Regions from separate parts of the Homo sapiens genome. Here region 1 is linked to region 2. Evidence: read pairs that join two places in POLR2A ChIA-PET (ENCODE). Cell type or tissue: OCI-LY7. All regions are shown on one strand.

The links. ChIA-PET counts read pairs that join two places held together with the same protein. Peaks named below come from ENCODE experiments on the same cell type or tissue, not always from the same donor. Only the 100,000 strongest peaks of a DNase experiment are listed, where the experiment ranks them.
Region 1: POLR2A ChIA-PET joins it to region 2 with 19 read pairs; 2 of 35 experiments call an interaction of 5 or more read pairs at or near these places.

What each region holds. Positions count from the first base shown.
Region 1 is chr1:17,713,883-17,721,882 of GRCh38, forward strand. LINC02810 (long intergenic non-protein coding RNA 2810) reads left to right here and starts at 3,691. Exons shown (of 3, transcript XR_007065510.1): 1 at 3,691-3,890; 2 at 4,678-4,909; 3 at 7,798-8,000. In OCI-LY7, no CTCF peak of the experiment used is centred here; no DNase peak of the experiment used is centred here.
Region 2 is chr1:18,482,758-18,490,757 of GRCh38, forward strand. It overlaps KLHDC7A (kelch domain containing 7A), which reads left to right. Exons shown (of 1, transcript NM_152375.3): 1 at 1-3,217. The coding sequence ends at 558. Among named protein-coding and RNA genes, the nearest start is that of KLHDC7A, 5.8 kb to the left of the region's middle. In OCI-LY7, a CTCF peak has its summit at 3,677; no DNase peak of the experiment used is centred here.

The DNA.
Region 1 (8,000 bases), 770 kb before region 2:
CCCACCTCAGCCTCCCAAAGTGCTAGGATTATAGGCGTGAGCCACTGCACCTGGCCTATGTGTGTTTTCTTGCTTAACTAGTGCTGGGAGGCAGAACTGTTATGCTCATTTTACAGCTGAGAAAACAGGCTGTCAGAAACCAGGTGACTAGACGCCCGTAGCACATGGCAAAGCCAAGACTGAAGACCCGCTTGCTTCCAGAAACCATTAGGACAACATGGATTCCCTGGGTCCTTCAGCCTGCCGAGGATAAAATGCTTCTGGGCTGGGGGGACAGTGTGCCCCGGAGGCACTGCTGCCAAAGCCCATTCACCACTTCCTGGCTCCTGGTCCTCAGAGCTCAGCCCTCAGGATAGTTGCTCCTGGAAACATGGTCAGCTCTGCTCTGATGAACTTCATTATCTTTATCAAATTAATTTACACAAGCCAGTGTGGCCACCTAATGAGGTCATTTCCCAGGGCCCTGTGCAGGCTGCTTAATGAGGCAGGAGTGGCTGGACTCAGGTACCAAGTGTCCTGGAGTGGAGGAGAGTGGAGCTGTCAGCGTGACTGTGACTGCTGTGGGCTTCCCGCTCTGTCCTCGTTCAGGGCTGTGAATGATCACCGCTGGTCATTTCCTCCTTCCCCCTGCGAAAGTCCTCACTTTGCCAGGTGCCAGTTTATCACTCCAGGACTTCTTGAGCAGGCGGATGTGCTGCGACCTGCAGTACCTGGGAGGCCTTTTTATTCTAGCACAGACAGATTCCTTGCTCCAAGCTCCTCCTTGTTAATTTTGTAAGTGACTGAGATATGACTTTCTTTTGTGCCTGCTAATGGCTCAGCCCTGCAGCAGAATGCCCCCAATTTGGTAAATGAACTTCTTTTCTTTCTGTAAATGAGATTTTTAAGATGGGAGGAGAAGACAGGCGAGACTGAAAGTTGAGAGGCCAATACGGAGCTGTGGCGGCTCCAGGTGAGCGAGGGTGGCTGTCATTATGGGAAGGAAGACAGGGAGCTGCCGGGAGGCCTGCTCCTTAGGAGGAGTGGGGGACGGGGTGCAGGTAGCCTCATTTCCGGCTTGAGCAACTGGACAGAGAGTGGTCAGCCTTGCCAATTCATTCATTCATTCATTCACTCATTCACTCACTCACCAAATACACATGTGAATATACACACATATGCCCACCTATTGTATGCCAGGCCGTGGGTGCCAAGTACCGTTCATAAAGCCATGAACAAAACAGACCAAACCCCTGTCTTCACAGACCCAACATTCTAGTAAGAATTTAGGCTTAAACTTCTCACTTAGAATCTTAAAATTTTGAGTCTTGGTTTCACCCAATCTTAAAACCAGAGACTCTTCACTGTGACTGTTATTAACTTGCACCCAGTGAGCACAGACCTCATGCATCGTCTCCCTCAGTCCTCGCAACGACTGTGTGATGGATCCTAGGATTGTCCCCATTTTACAGATGATGCCATTGAGGCCTAAGGAGAGCAAGTTACTTTGGCCAAGTTCACACGACCCTGCAGCCAGGATTTGGCCCAGGCCTATCAGACACCTCTGTCCCCCTTTGCTGCCTCTTTCATCTCACAAATTGGGGTAACTTTCAACAGGCACCCCAGAGTTGGAAGGGACTGTCCTCCCTGCCTGCAGAATCTGCTGTGGTATCTCTTGAATGAGGCCATGCAGCCCCCACCTGGCTCCACGTTCATTCTTGTCCTGATCCTCAAGCACTCAGGGCCTCGCCTCTCTGCCCAAGCCCCTTCCTCACCATGCCAGCTACTTCCATCCCCACTTGACTGGGTGCTTCTCTTCCTCACTCAGCCAGACTCTTGCAGCTGGCACCCCTGAGTCCCCCACTCTTTGCCTTCACCCCTTCTCCCAGCCTGCTGGATCAGCTTATGTTGCGGTAGAGCCGTCCCTGGTCACAGGAAGGAGGGAATAATGACAGCAAAAACAATAGCTCTGTGGCAGGCTGAGCATACACCGTGCCCTGCCTCACTGAATTCTCCCAGGTGAGTACTGTCATTATTTCCATTTGACAGTGCAGGGAATGAGGCTCAGGGAAGGGAAGTGTCTTGCCCAGGGGCACACAGATAGTAAATGGCAGAGGTGGGAATGGAACCCCGGACCGTGGCTCCAGAGTCCACATGCATAACCAGTGATGATGTGGGGAGTCTGGAAGCTGGGCTTCTCCCAGGAGAACTCCCAACTCAGCGATGCTCCGTAAGATGGGCCCAGGTCAGACACAGTGGCTCATGCCTATAATCCCAGCACTTTGGGAGGCAGGAGGCAGAGGCAGAGGCAAGAGGATCACTGGAGCCCAGGAGTTCGAGACCAGCCTGGTGAACATATTGAGACCCTGTCTCTAGAAATAATTTAAAAAATTAGCTGGGCATGGTGGCATGTGCCTTTAGTCCCAGCTCCTCAGGAGGCTGAGGTGGGAGGATTGCTTGAGCCCAGGAAGTTTGAGGCTGCAGCGAGCTATGATTATGCCACTGCACTATGACCTGGGTGACTGAATGAGATCCTGACACTAGAGAAAAAAAAAGAAAAAGAAAAGATGGGCCTGATCTGTAAACAGCTGCCTGATTTGCAGTGAAGGGAGGCAGGGAAGAAGGCTGGAGTGGCCTGCTGATGGAACAGCCTGCTGATAGAGTAGCTGGCCGCTGCTCAGCAGCAAAGAACTCTGTGGCCAACGCCTCCTTCCTGAGGACTCAGGAGGCCAGAAGTCCCACAAATGTTACTGGAGTCTCATTTCACTGTGATTCTCCCATCTGAAGTAGGCTTCCCTCCCAATCCCATCTTTCTCTCTTCCTTCCCTTCCTTCCTTCCTTCCCTTCCCTTCCCTTCCCCTTCCTTCCTTCCTTCCTTCCTTCCTTCCTTCCTTCCTTCCTTCCTTCCTTCCTTCTTTCTTTCTTTCTTTCTTTCTTTCTTTCTTTCTTTCTTTCTTTCTTTCTTTCTTTCTTTCATCTTGCTCTGTTGCCCAGGATGGAGTGCAGTGGTGCAATTTTGGCTCTCTGCAACCTCCACCTCCCGGGTTCAAGCGATTCTCCTGACTCAGACTCCCGAATAGCTGGAATTACATGCGTGTGCTACCACGTCCGGCTAATTTTTGTATTTTTAGTAGAGACAGCATTTTGCCATATTGCCCAGGCTGGTCTCGAACTCCTGGCCTCAAGTGATCTGACCGCCTCGGCCTCCCAAAGTGCTGAGATTACAGGCATGAGCCACCATGCCTGGCCTCAATCTCATTTTTCTATCACTGATCAGTATTAAAATTATCATGACTCTCTTGGTTTACTTTTTTTTTTTACTTGCGTGTTTTTTTTTCCCTTCCTCTAGAATGTAAGCTCCAGGAGGGCAAGGACTTCATCTTGTTCACTTGAAGCTGAAGCCCCAGCATGTACAATCCCGTGCTGAGTTGCTGGTTCATCCCCAGCATGTACAATCCCGTGCTGAGTTGCTGGTTCATCCCCAACATGTACAATTCCGTGCTGGGTCGCTGGTTCACCAGCAGAGAGGAGCATTGATTCTCTTTGGAAAAGATAATCTATCTACACCCCTGGAACTGTGGCACAGTCTCACGGAGGGCCTGCTTCCATTCGGGTCAACGGCGAAAAAACGAATAAACGTGAGCCGCCATCAGGTAGGGCGAGATGCCCCTTCTTTCTGTCCCAGCCTTAGTGCTGCCATGGCTGCCTCCTGCTCCTCCACGCAAGCCCCACCTCTGTCTGTGATGTCAGCGTGGCTGCCCATGGGATCCCAGCCTGGTTTGCCTTTAAATTTTACAACCTTGTTTATGCAGCTCGAGGCCCATGCACTAAAGACCACACGCTCCATTGAACATTTATGGCTGCAAATGGCTCCTCCGTGCAGGCAAGGGAGGGGGCTGCGCATGCTTAGGGTGAGGCGGCTGGAACGGGGAGGCCACCAGCTCTCAGCCTCCACTTCTTCCTCTTAGGATTCCTCCCTTGGCTGAGGCTGACTCCCTCAGTCTTATTCCTGATGACATTGCTCTGTTCACACTGTCCAAGTCCATATCTGGGCACTGCTAGGCATGAGATAGAAGTGAACAGATGTTAGTCACTGTCTTAGGTGGCTGCAACGGGGCATAAAGATTTGGGTACAATCGGTGCTCCCAGGAGAAAGAGCAAGGGAGTAGGGAAAGTGGGGGAGGTGCTGGGGAGGTGGGAGCAGCCAAGCCAGGGTGTGATTTCCAGAAAAGCCCCAGAGAGAGTGGCCTCAGCCTCATACCATAGGGCACTCTGGAGTTGGTCCTGACTCGGGGGCCTGTCAGTCATCGGCCAAGGGCCAGGCTTTGGGGTGTCGACTCCCACACAGCTCAGCTCCCTGAAGATGTGGGCACGGTGGTGGTGGGGGCTGCTGAAGAGTTGCAGATGCAGCCACTGGAGGGGAGGCTGAGGTCAGTAGCCAGGCTCACAGGGACGACAATGGGATGGGAAGCAACACCTGACGGGCTCAGCTACAGGTGCTGACGGATTCACAGGCAGGTGGCAGAAGGCAGTCAAATAAATGAGACAATACAGCGCCCTCCCTGCGACCACACACACCGCTCACGCCTGTGAGTGTTCGGAATGCATTGGGTCTCATTCTGCGTGTTGTACGTGTCCCGTGACGCCTCATGAGGATGCTCTCTGGCAGGCACTGGTATTGTTATTCTTATTTTACAGGTGAGGACATGGAAGCACAGGGAGGTTATGCCACTCGCCCAAAGACAACTAATCAGTGACAGCTGAGACTTGGACTGCAGAACCTACACTTTATAACTATTTTACAGTTCTGGGCGTCACGGAATCTTGCATGAAGAGCCCCTAACCTGGCCCGGGTGGAGGTCAGGGAGGTCTTCCTGGAAGAGGGGGTTCTTGGCAGCAACTTGCTGGATTTGGTGTTCCCTGTTGGTTGGTCAGTCGCTAGACAGTTATTCACTGAGCTCTGAGAACAGGCTGGGCCCTGCTCCAGGCCTTGGTTGGACAGCAGGGAACAAGGCTGGGGGAAATGACTCCCGAGAAAATGGACATGTGTGACCCTGGGTTCTGGGAAGGCAGGGAGGGAAGACAAGTACCAGAGGCACAGCGAGGGTCTCTCTGGAGCCACAGGGAGAGGGGAGGGATGCACAGGCCTGGTGTGCTGCAGGGCCTGAGCCTGTGGCTGCTTCTGGCCAGGAAAGAAGCCAACGTTACTTAAAGAAGTTATTCATGTAACCAAATACCACCTGTTCCCCAAAACCCTATGGAAATAAAAAATTAAAAAAAATAAAAAAGAGTAAGCAACAACAAAATAAATAAATAAATAAATTTAAAAAATAATAAAAAAAGAAACCCACATTACCAAGTGTTTGCGAAGTGCCAGGAGCCACCCTAAAAACAGTCCTGTGGGGTGCAGCCATTGTCATCTGCAGTTTCAGATGAGGAGGCGGGGTTGCAGAGGTGAAGGTGCTGCTGGTGGTGTGGCTGGTTGGTGGCTGAGCCGGGGGCTGGATATGTTGCTGGGAGGAACAGAGGAGACCCTGGGGGATCGATAGTTGTGGGGAGAGAGGAAGGCTGAGGAGGGGAAGGGACGTCAAGTTAAATTGCTTTTAGAGGTGCTGGGTGTCTGCAGAGATGGTTCCCCCATCATCGCAAGGTGCTTGTAAATTGTCGCCTCTGCCTCCGATAGCCTCCTCGGAGGAGAGAGAGTGTCTGGCTTCCTCACCTTGGTGTTTCTGCATCCTGAGAAACTCGCCGCCTGGAAGCTCCAGACCCTCCCCACCTTGTCAGACACAGGCTTTGCTGGGAAGGGCCTCCAGCCTCGGGCTTTGCAGCAGAAGCTCAGAGCTGCCTGGGGGGACCAGAAGGTGGGAACAGACCTGGGATCTAACTTCTACAGAGCCTCCTGCTGGCTGGGGAACAGGAACATATCATGCGCCTCTATAAGCCTCAGTTTCCTCATCCGTCCAATGGCTATGCTAAGCCTCTCAGGCCTGCCCTGGCCTTGCAGAGAGGGTAGGAGACCAGGATTTCCCATCTCAGGCCTCAGAGACAAATGTGGGTGCCAAACACTGCCTGACTCAGTGTAGGCAGCCCTGGTCCCCATTGGGCAGGGCCTTTGAGGGAGGGCGGGCAGAGGGGTGCCCAGCTGCCTATGTCCTCTGAGAAGGAGGCTCCTGGTGCCGGGAAAGAGTGTGGACTCTAAGTCTAATTGGCTTTCTCTGCCCAGCTGTGGGGCCTTGGGTGAGCCACACAATTCTCGGAGACCCAGTTTCTGCAGTGGTTTTGCTGAGTCACCAGGAAGCCTGTTTTCTGGTGTCCGAGGTGAGGGAATCCCCCTCAGTATCTCTTTTTGGATCAATTTCTGGAATATTCTAGGTCTTTCTAGGCCCTTAGCCACTGCCCCCGCTGTGTGCTCACAGCCTGTGTGGGAGTTGGGAGGGGGCTCCTACTGGACCTAAAGGAACTGCCTTGAGGGGAGGATGTGAAGTCAGGGGCAGAGGCTCCTCACCCTCCTGTCCAGCTTCCCAGGAGCCAGAGGCCGGAACCCCAGACTGAGAGGCCTCGACTCCTCAGCCTTTTCTCCCCCACCTGCCTAGGCCTCCTCCTCACCAATCCTCTTGGCCATTTACTCTTCATCAGCTCCACCATTTCTTTCTCTCAAGCTGCAGCAACCAGAACTGAGGTCTAACTGTATATCAATCACGCCAACAATAACCATAATGAAGTCGATGTTTGCTCCTGAACCCTTAGTCCTGTCTGCTCGGGGGGTTGCCTTTGTCACTTCTCCCATTGGGTGAATCACCAGCTCACCGATGCCCCTCACCATCTTGAATGCCAGCTCAGGCCTGTGTAGAGAGCCTGGACCCTGGTGTCAGACAGACTTGGGCTCTGACGCGGGTCCTGGCACCTGCCACGGTGACCCTGGGGCCTTTGACCTCCCCATACCAGGCCTTAGTTTCTTCATTGGTCAAAACTGGAGCATGGTGATGGCCTCCTGCTGGGTGTTATGCTTCTTAGACGCAGCAGGGCTTATGATTCATGCATCTAGGAGAGTGTGGGGCACTTGGCCCATCTGCCCACTGCAGAGCTAAGCCATGTGTCCTCACTCCTGTCCTTAGAGAACTTGCTCCTGGGTTCAAGGAGGCAAAACACAAAACACAGTTGACCATTAAGTGATAATTCAGATCGGTGTGGTAGACACAGAAGGCAACTCAAACCCTCCCCTACCCCCAAGGAGCTCATAGCCAAGCATGGGAGATAGGAAACAACATCTTTAATAAAATTACGGTCACAACATCTTTAATAATTACTAAATATTGAGTATTTATTACGGGCTAGGAAATGTAAAGAGCTTTACATGGATTTTATTTTAATTCTTACAAACGATGAGAAGACAGATGTTATTATCCTTAATTACAGCTAGGCAAACTGAGCCTCAGAGAGGTAAAGTCCCTTGCCCAGGTTCACACAGCAGAGCACAGAGCAGATGGAACTGAGCTTTGAACCCAGATCTGCCTGATATGGAGGCCCATGCTCTTAGTTTGCCTGCTCTATCCCTCTGTGCACAAGTCTGTGATCTTCCAAATGACATTTCTGTGCCAAACCGGGCCCTGTTTTCTGCATTAATACCCATCCCGATTACTGCAGTTTTAGTTGCAAATGTCAGAAAATCCAATTCAAAGGACTTAAATAATAAAGAGAATTCACTGGCTTACATAACTGAAAAACAGGTAGTGTCTGCTTCAGGCAAGGATTGATCCAGCTGCAATGCATTGATTGGTATGAATAGGACCAGTGAGTTTTCTTTTTCTCCATTTCTAGGCTCTGCTTCCTCAGTGTCAGCATCATTCACAGCAGGCATGTCCCTCCTGCCTCCAAGAGAGTCACCAGCAGCTTCCTCCTCCACATCTGTGAGTAAATGAGAGGGTCTATTCCACCCAATAACTCAAATCCCAGTTTCAGGATTTGACCTGTGGTTGGTCAGACTAGGGACACAAGCCCATTCCTGAGCCAATCACTGTGGC
Region 2 (8,000 bases):
GCCATCGGCGGAGAGTGTCTGAACTCGGTGGAGCGTTACGACCCCCGCCTGGACCGCTGGGACTTTGCCCCGCCGCTCCCCAGTGACACGTTCGCCCTGGCGCACACGGCCACGGTGCGTGCCAAGGAAATCTTCGTCACCGGCGGCTCGCTGCGCTTCCTGCTGTTCCGCTTCTCTGCGCAGGAGCAGCGCTGGTGGGCCGGCCCCACCGGGGGCAGCAAGGACCGCACGGCCGAGATGGTGGCGGTCAACGGCTTTCTCTACCGCTTTGACCTCAACCGCAGCCTGGGCATCGCCGTGTACCGCTGCAGCGCCAGCACCCGGCTCTGGTACGAGTGCGCCACGTACCGGACGCCTTACCCGGATGCCTTCCAGTGCGCCGTGGTGGACAACCTCATCTACTGCGTGGGACGCCGGAGCACCCTCTGCTTCCTAGCAGACTCTGTCTCACCCAGGTTTGTGCCCAAGGAGCTGCGGAGTTTCCCGGCCCCGCAGGGCACCCTCCTGCCCACCGTCCTGACCTTGCCCACCCCCGATTTGCCTCAGACCAGGGTCTAGCAGTCCCTCAACTGAGCTCCTCATGCAAAGCTGGGGGCCACCGGGCTCCACTGCCAGCCGTCCCTCTGGGGGCCATTTCTAGGCAAACAGGCAACCCAGGAATGTGGCCATCAAGAGGTGAATTCCGGTCCTTTCTCCTCCCCTAGCTGGGGAGAGAGGGATCTTAGATGAGTCTTACCCTTCATGGGCTGCAGAGGCCCCACTGCAGAAAAGAGGACCAGGAGCTGGTGTTCCAAGGCAGAAGGCATTCATGTCTTCAGGGATGACCGCCCTTGCTTCAACTCTGAATTCTTGGGGGGATACACCGGGACCCCACCAAAGCTTAGGGGGCATAGTCTTTTTGCAATCACAATTCTAGGAGCCAGTTGACCCCAGCAGCCCCTCGCTAGTTGCTCTGGAGAGGGGTTGGCTCTCTGAGCCATCAGTGCCCCTTCCTAAACATCAGCCACTGGGCCCCACCTCCACAGTTCCCAGAAGCACCGGGACACACAGGTGGGAAAGATGGAGGCAGGTGACTTGGGCAGGGCCAGGAAGGAGCCGAGGGAGCCCCAGGGGCCCTGGCCAGAGGGAGTGGTGGTTTGAAAAGTAGAACAGCTGAAGCTGGGGCCAGCCTAGGAGACTCTTGCTTGCGAGAAAATATACCAAAGCCCACATTACTTTTCTCCTTATTGGAAGAAAGAGAAGCAGCCATTGTACCAAGCTATCTTCTGGTGGAGGTCTGCTAAGGATACACGGAGGTCTCAGCAAAGGGAAGAAACTATGTGATCCAAGGGCCACCCTGCTCCTCGGCCCTGCCCATGTTAACTGACCATTGCACTCATTCTCAGATCTGTAGCCGTCTTCCTGTCTGGAAGCTGGGGCAACCACCACCAGTCAGCACTTCAGGGTGACAGCATAATTTGCCCTCCTTGTGCCAGGTACGGTCACCTGGTTTGCCGCATTCACATTTTCAGGTGGATGACCAAGCGGAGGAACTAGAAGAGTCTAGTGAAGCATCCAGAGACTGGATCTCCTTTCACATCTGGTTTGATAAACTCCGAATGAAGGAGACCCCCAGCCTCAGGAAAGCACCTGTCCTTCCAGGAGGGACGGGAGAGAGCCTGACCCAGTGTATTACCACAGCCCTTGTTCCACCTCTGAGGGAGACAGTGACAGATGGGAAGGCAGTGATGCTCTTGGTCCCAGCCAGAAGCCAGGGGAGATGGGAGGTACACCAGAGCAGGGCCTGACAAGGAAGAAAATAAGGATGCTTTGGACCTCAGTGTCCTTGTCTTGAAAATGGGAAGGACAATTCATGTCCCTGTCTGCCCTGGGGATAAATGAGAGGATAAAAGAGAAAGTTCTTCCCAGTTTCCCAGGTGGTCCCAGCTAGATCCTGTGTCCACGGAAGCTGCTGGTGCCCAGGCTGTGGGTCTTGTTGGAAGAAGCAGGACTGGAACAAAGGATGAAAAGGAGGTTGGCATGGACATAAGAGGAGAGCTTGCACTGGACCACCGAAGACCACCATCCCTGGTCTGGGCTCTGGCACCAGGCTCTGCCAGTGGCAGCTCAGAGGCCACAGGGTGACATTGGCCACACCCCCACCCCACTTCCCTGGCCTGGGCCTCGAAAGATGAAGCAACTGAATTTATTCTTAAATCAGAGACCAGGAAGGGAAAGTCAGCTGGGGCCATGGCTACCTTCTTGGGAGAGTGACCCCTGAACCCAGCCAAGGCCACATTCAAGCTCAGTGTCAACACTAGGCATGAACCTCCAAGGGACCTGTGGGCTGGGGCAGAATGGCTTCAGTGACAAGACTCAAAGGAGGCACTAGCATTGTGCTGCTGGACTGGGGGAAGGACTTGCTTGGGAGGAGAACTCTACATAGGAGCTGGGGGCAGGTGGACCTAGATCCAACCTTCAACCCCTAGTGAGGGGCCAGGCAGAGGACAAGGCAACAACTAAGCTAGGTAAAGTTCTGGAAAGTTTCCAAGCCCAGGAGGAACAAGGACCACTCTGGAAAAACATTCCAAAGCCCATTGCATACCTGTGGTAGAGACTAGGGGAGTGATTCCAGGGATAAGACGGACAAATGTGTTCCAGGCCCCAGCTGATGGTGGGTGTGGTCTTCATAATGAGAGGTGGAGCTGAGATTTGGGCCTGGGCTGGGAAGAGGAGTACACAGTCCATCTGATCCACCTCTCTTATGGTTCCATTGGCAAAATCATTCATCAGTCGTCCTATCTTTTCCTGGCGAGCGCTCACAATGGCTTCATAAGTGTTTCAATACAGTGTCCCAGGCAGTCACTACCTATAGATTAGAGCTGATGTGCTGGCCTGGGGCTCTAGAGCTGGGCTTCAGGAAGAATGTGGTCAGGGCCATCAGGGTGGAACAAGGTAGCTCAAGACCTTGGAAAGACACCCTGAGGGCACAATCGTCCTTGCAGTTTAAGATGACACTTTAAAAATAAATTCTTTCCTAATGATGGCTTGAGTCCTGCCACTCAATGGGAGCATCAGCGGAACCCGTAGCATCTTATTTGGAATTGACATTCTCTATTGTAATTTTGTTCCTGTTTATTTTTAAGTTTTCTTTTTGTTTCACTGGAAAGGAAAGATGATGCTCTGTTTTAAACATTAAAAGTATACAAGTTGCTTTGTTACAATAAAACTAAATATGTACACACACCAAAAAAAAAAAAAAATGATCAGGATGCATTCATTCACTCCTGAAATAAACATTTACAGAATATTTGGACTGGGCAGTGTTCTAGGTGCTGGAGATGCAGCAGATCCCTGCCTTAATGGAGCTCACATTCTAGCAAAGGAAAATGGACACTTTTAAAAGGAAATACATAGAACCTAGTACCTAGGCTGCATATACACTAAGGAGAAAGCTGAGGCAGGGACATGGGATCCTGAGTGCCGGAGGAAAGGGGTTGCTCTTTTAAATCATGTGATCAGGCCTCCCTGATAGGATGACATTTGAACAGGGACCTGAATGGAAATCTGGGAGATGCACAGACCAGGACTGGTCCAGGGAACCGGAAGGGTGGCCTTGCAGCCAGAAGGACTTTGCTCCCTGTGCCCACCAGGGAGAGCCGGGCTGCTTCCGAGGAGCGCCATCTTGGGGTAGGAAGAAGGACAGGGGCCCAGCTATTCTGTTTAGCCTTTGTTGTAAGGGAAAAAAACTCAATTACACCTACATTTACAACATATAGGAGTGAGAGCCAGTGTCGTTACCAGAATGTTGCAGACCCTATACTCAGGTGTGCAGCTGAGACGACTTCATGGGGCCAGAGTCTCAGATTTCTACTTGACTTTACTTAATAGCCTGGGGTCTGTTGGCCTCCTGCCCTTAGCCTCAGAGTGACATCTGTGTCACTTGGCTTCTTGCTTTTCCAATAGGAATTCTTTCTTCTTCAGAAAAACAAAAAAAAATTAAATTTGGGTCGCTTTCCACTTTAAACCAACCATGCCCATTATAGAAAAAAAATAGAGAAAGGTATTAAAAATCTCCCCAATTTTGCCACTCAACGACACCCCCTACTGTGGTGTGTGTCCCTCTGGTCTTTTTCTTCTGTGCAAAGTTTTTGTTTGGCTTGATGTTTGCTTAGGTACGATTATGCTAAATATACAATTCCGTTTCTTCCTTTTTTCACTTAGCATTTTATAATAAGCATTTTCCCGTGTTATTACAAATCCTAGGTAAACATCATTTCAATAGTTGCACAATATTCCATGGAGTGAATGTATCAAGGTTTATTTAAACATCTCCCCTCCTGTTGGGCCTGCCTGTAGATTTTTGTTTTCTGTTGGGTTCTCTTTCTATCACAAATAAAACGTCCTTTGTTTTCTTATTCCTCCCTATCTGGGGCCTTCATCAATATTTACAAGAGAATGCCAGTCTAGGTCCCGTCTGCAATGGTAGAGTTGTTGAAACAACCACAGAAGCCATAGCATTTGCCTAGGGCTGGGGCCTGGCCCCTCTGTGACTGTAGGACAGAGCTGTCCTTGGAAGCCTACGGCGAGAGAGGCAAGGCTGGCTGGAGGGGCCATCCAGGGGCACCACATTCACTGGGCCCCTGCTCTCCTCTGCGTGCTTTTATATGCATCTCCTCACTGATCCTCACAACAACCCTATTTTACGGGTGAGAAAGCTGAGGCTCAGAGAATTTAATGAAATTTGCCTTCATGGCAAAATCCAAAGACCTTTTCTGTTTTCATTAAAAGTGCTTGAATCCAAGGCCAGCCAGAGTGGCTTATGCCTGTAATCTGAACACTTTGGGAGGCCCAGGTGGGAGCATCTCTTGAGGTCAGGAGTTCAAGACCAGCCTGACCAATATGGTGAAACCCCGTCTCTACTAAAAATACAAAAATTAGTTGGGCATGTTGGTGCACGCCTGTAATCCCAGCTACTCAGGAGGCTAAGGCAAGAGAATCGCTTGAACCCAGGATGCAGAGGTTGTAGTGAGCCAAGGTTGAGCCACTGCACTCCAGCTTGGGCGACAAAGTGAGACTCTATTTTAAAAAAAAAAAAAAAGTGCTTGAATCCAGCCTTACTGCCTTGCATGCAATACTCTCTCCACTCCTCTATGCTGAGGCAGTGGAGGCCAGGACCCAGCATCAGCCTTGCCTCCGACCCTGTCTCCACCCACACCAATCAATTGTGCTCCATCTTTGAACTTTGAACTCAAAGGACATATTCTTAAATTCTCTAATCCTCAATACCTGCATCTGTAAAATGGGTTTGCCACTGCCAGCCTCAAGAAGATACTGTGAGAACTAACAAAATAATAGAGGGAAAGCTCCCGGCCCAGGAACTGCTACTACTACATCTTGTACTACTTGCAGTCATGCCTGTAATCCCAGCACTTTAGGAGGCCAAGGTAGGAGGATTGCTTGAGCCCAGGAGTTCAAGACCAGCCCGGGCAATGTGGCAAAATCCCATCTCTACAAAATATACAAAAATTAGCCAGGCGTGATGGTGTGTGCCTGTGGTCCCAACTACTTGGGAGGCTGAAGTGGGAGGATCACTTGAGCCTGGGAAGCAGAGGTTGCCTTGAGCTGAGATCATGCCACACTGCACTCGAGCCTAGGTGGCAGAGTGAGACCTTGTCTCAAAAAATAAAAATAAATAAAAGTAAAATAAAAATAAAAATTTGTTAAAGTAGGTCTTGGAAGAACAGTTGTCGCCTGCAGCGGGGCTGCCCTAAGCCAGTTCAGAGGAGGAGGTTTTCTTTTACCACCCCCACCACCTCCTGCTCTCTTTCATCCTGGCCCTGGAGGAGGAAGGTTGAGAATTAAGCTGCAGCGGCCGATTCTTGTCTCAGAAGGTCTGGGGCAGGGGATGCTCAACATAAAAGTTACTCATATTTTAGACCATCCAGGTTTTGAGACTGTGAGACTCTACTCTGCTCTTCCAGAGTAGTTCAGGATTGACTGACTGGCTGATTTGAGTTTCCTCAGGCTGAAAGCATTAAGCAATTTCCAGGGGGTGTCAGTCGGAGCTGTGGAGCTTCAGAAGCTGCTCAGAGGCCCCTGGGAACCCTGAGAAAATGCGAGATGGAGGGGGCTCCCTTCTTTCACAGATTGGGAGAAATCACCACTTGGGGGAACTGGGAGTATGCTGGGCTGTGTCTGAGCTGCAAATATTAAAGGCCACAGACAGAAGCAGCCGGCACTTCCCATCTTTGTAATCCTTACTGGAAAGGGCCTTGTGGCCCTAGGGTGCCCCTCGGATCCTCCTGAAGCTGTGGCTTCAGCCAGGAGCAGCCCCTAGGCTGGGGCAGAAGGCAGAGCATGAAACACAAAGGGAGGAGGTAACTTCAGGGAGCGAGAAGAAAGGACAGCCTGGAGGAAAGTCTCCACAAACAGCTCTGACCCTGGGGTTTTTTGAAATGTGAGATGTGAAAACAAAAATGAAAAAGCGATCAAGTTTGCATTGCTTTTTTGTGTGCAGGGAGGAGACGCAAATTTTATACCATAATAAATAGAGTTCCTCTCACCAGGCTCTGTGCAAATACTTTACTGTTCTTCCCTCACTCTTCCCTCAATACATCACTGTCTGACAGAGCAATTATCTTCGTGATATAGAAGAGGAAGTGGAGACAGGACCCTGCACAAAAATTACCTATTGATTTAATGATTATTAGTAATTATAACACCTACTTTTTATTGCTAAAAAACTGGAATAAGGCATGTAATCATTGTCAATACATTTATAAAACACAAGACTAATAAGAGCTTTACTTATATTGTCTCTGGCCAAATTCTCTCTTTCCCATCAATTTTTCCATGTCTTGAATCTGGTCATGTGACTTGCTTTGGCCACTGTGGGGCAGTAACAAATTTGACATAAGCAGAGGCTTGAAAATTGCTAGGGCATTGGATGTGCTCTCTTGTGGCTCTTAGAAATCACGAGACTGCCGCCATGTGAACAAGCCCAGCCTAGGCTGTGGGATGATGAGAGACCCATAGACCAGTTACCCTAGTCAACAGCCAGTTACCAGTTACCCCAGTCAACAGCCAGCCAAACCCCCAACCTGTGAGTGAGGCCACTGACCACCAGCTGACCAACCACAGATACCTGAAAGAACCCAACCAAGACTGGCAGAACCTAACCAAGACTGGCAGAAGAACCACCTAGCTGAACCCAGCCCCAGTTGCCAATCCACAGGCTCATGAGAGAAATAGATAGTTGTGGTTTTAAGCCAGTCAATTTTGGAATGGTTTGCAACACCACAATAGGTAAGTGACACAACAATCCTGTGATATCTCATCACTTTGCAGTTGAGGAAACTAGAGTTCAAGAAAGTGAAATCTCATTCCCAGGGTCACATGCCTATAAGATAGAAGAGCTGGGAGACCTACCCCACACCTCCACCGCCCAGGTCTGCCTGACTCCAAATCCTGGGTTCTTCCTTATTCAGCCATAGGGCCCTGGCTCTGGTCTAGCCAGACTAGGGCACTGGGGACCCTCTGGGTGCCTGCCTGGCCAAGGGGCTTGGTGCTAGCCCTCAGCTAGGTCTTTTCCATGACCCAGGAACCAATGTCTACAGGGAGAAAACTCTGAGCCACCTCAGAGGAGCATCTTTACAAAAAGATCAAGAGATTAGCTCCTTGAAAAGCAATCACTGACACCTATTGAGCACAGCCACTCTATCGGCCAACTATCTTGGGATAGAGCACCTGCACTCTGCCCCCAAGAGCCTCCCCGCTGCTGAAAGGTGTTCTGTTGCCATTACCTGGGGATTGTTGCTACCTAGAGGATCCCCGAACCAATGACAGGCAGGAGTTGGTGTGTAAATACCCCAGCTCCCTCAACCCTGGAGTGAGATAACTCCTAGGTTCATGTTCTGCACTGGCTCCCAGATTTCCTGGTAGGACTGAGCCCCAGTTTCCACCAGCACTACCTACCTTGATAACATCCCTATAATAATATCACCCCAGTCTTCCTGGCT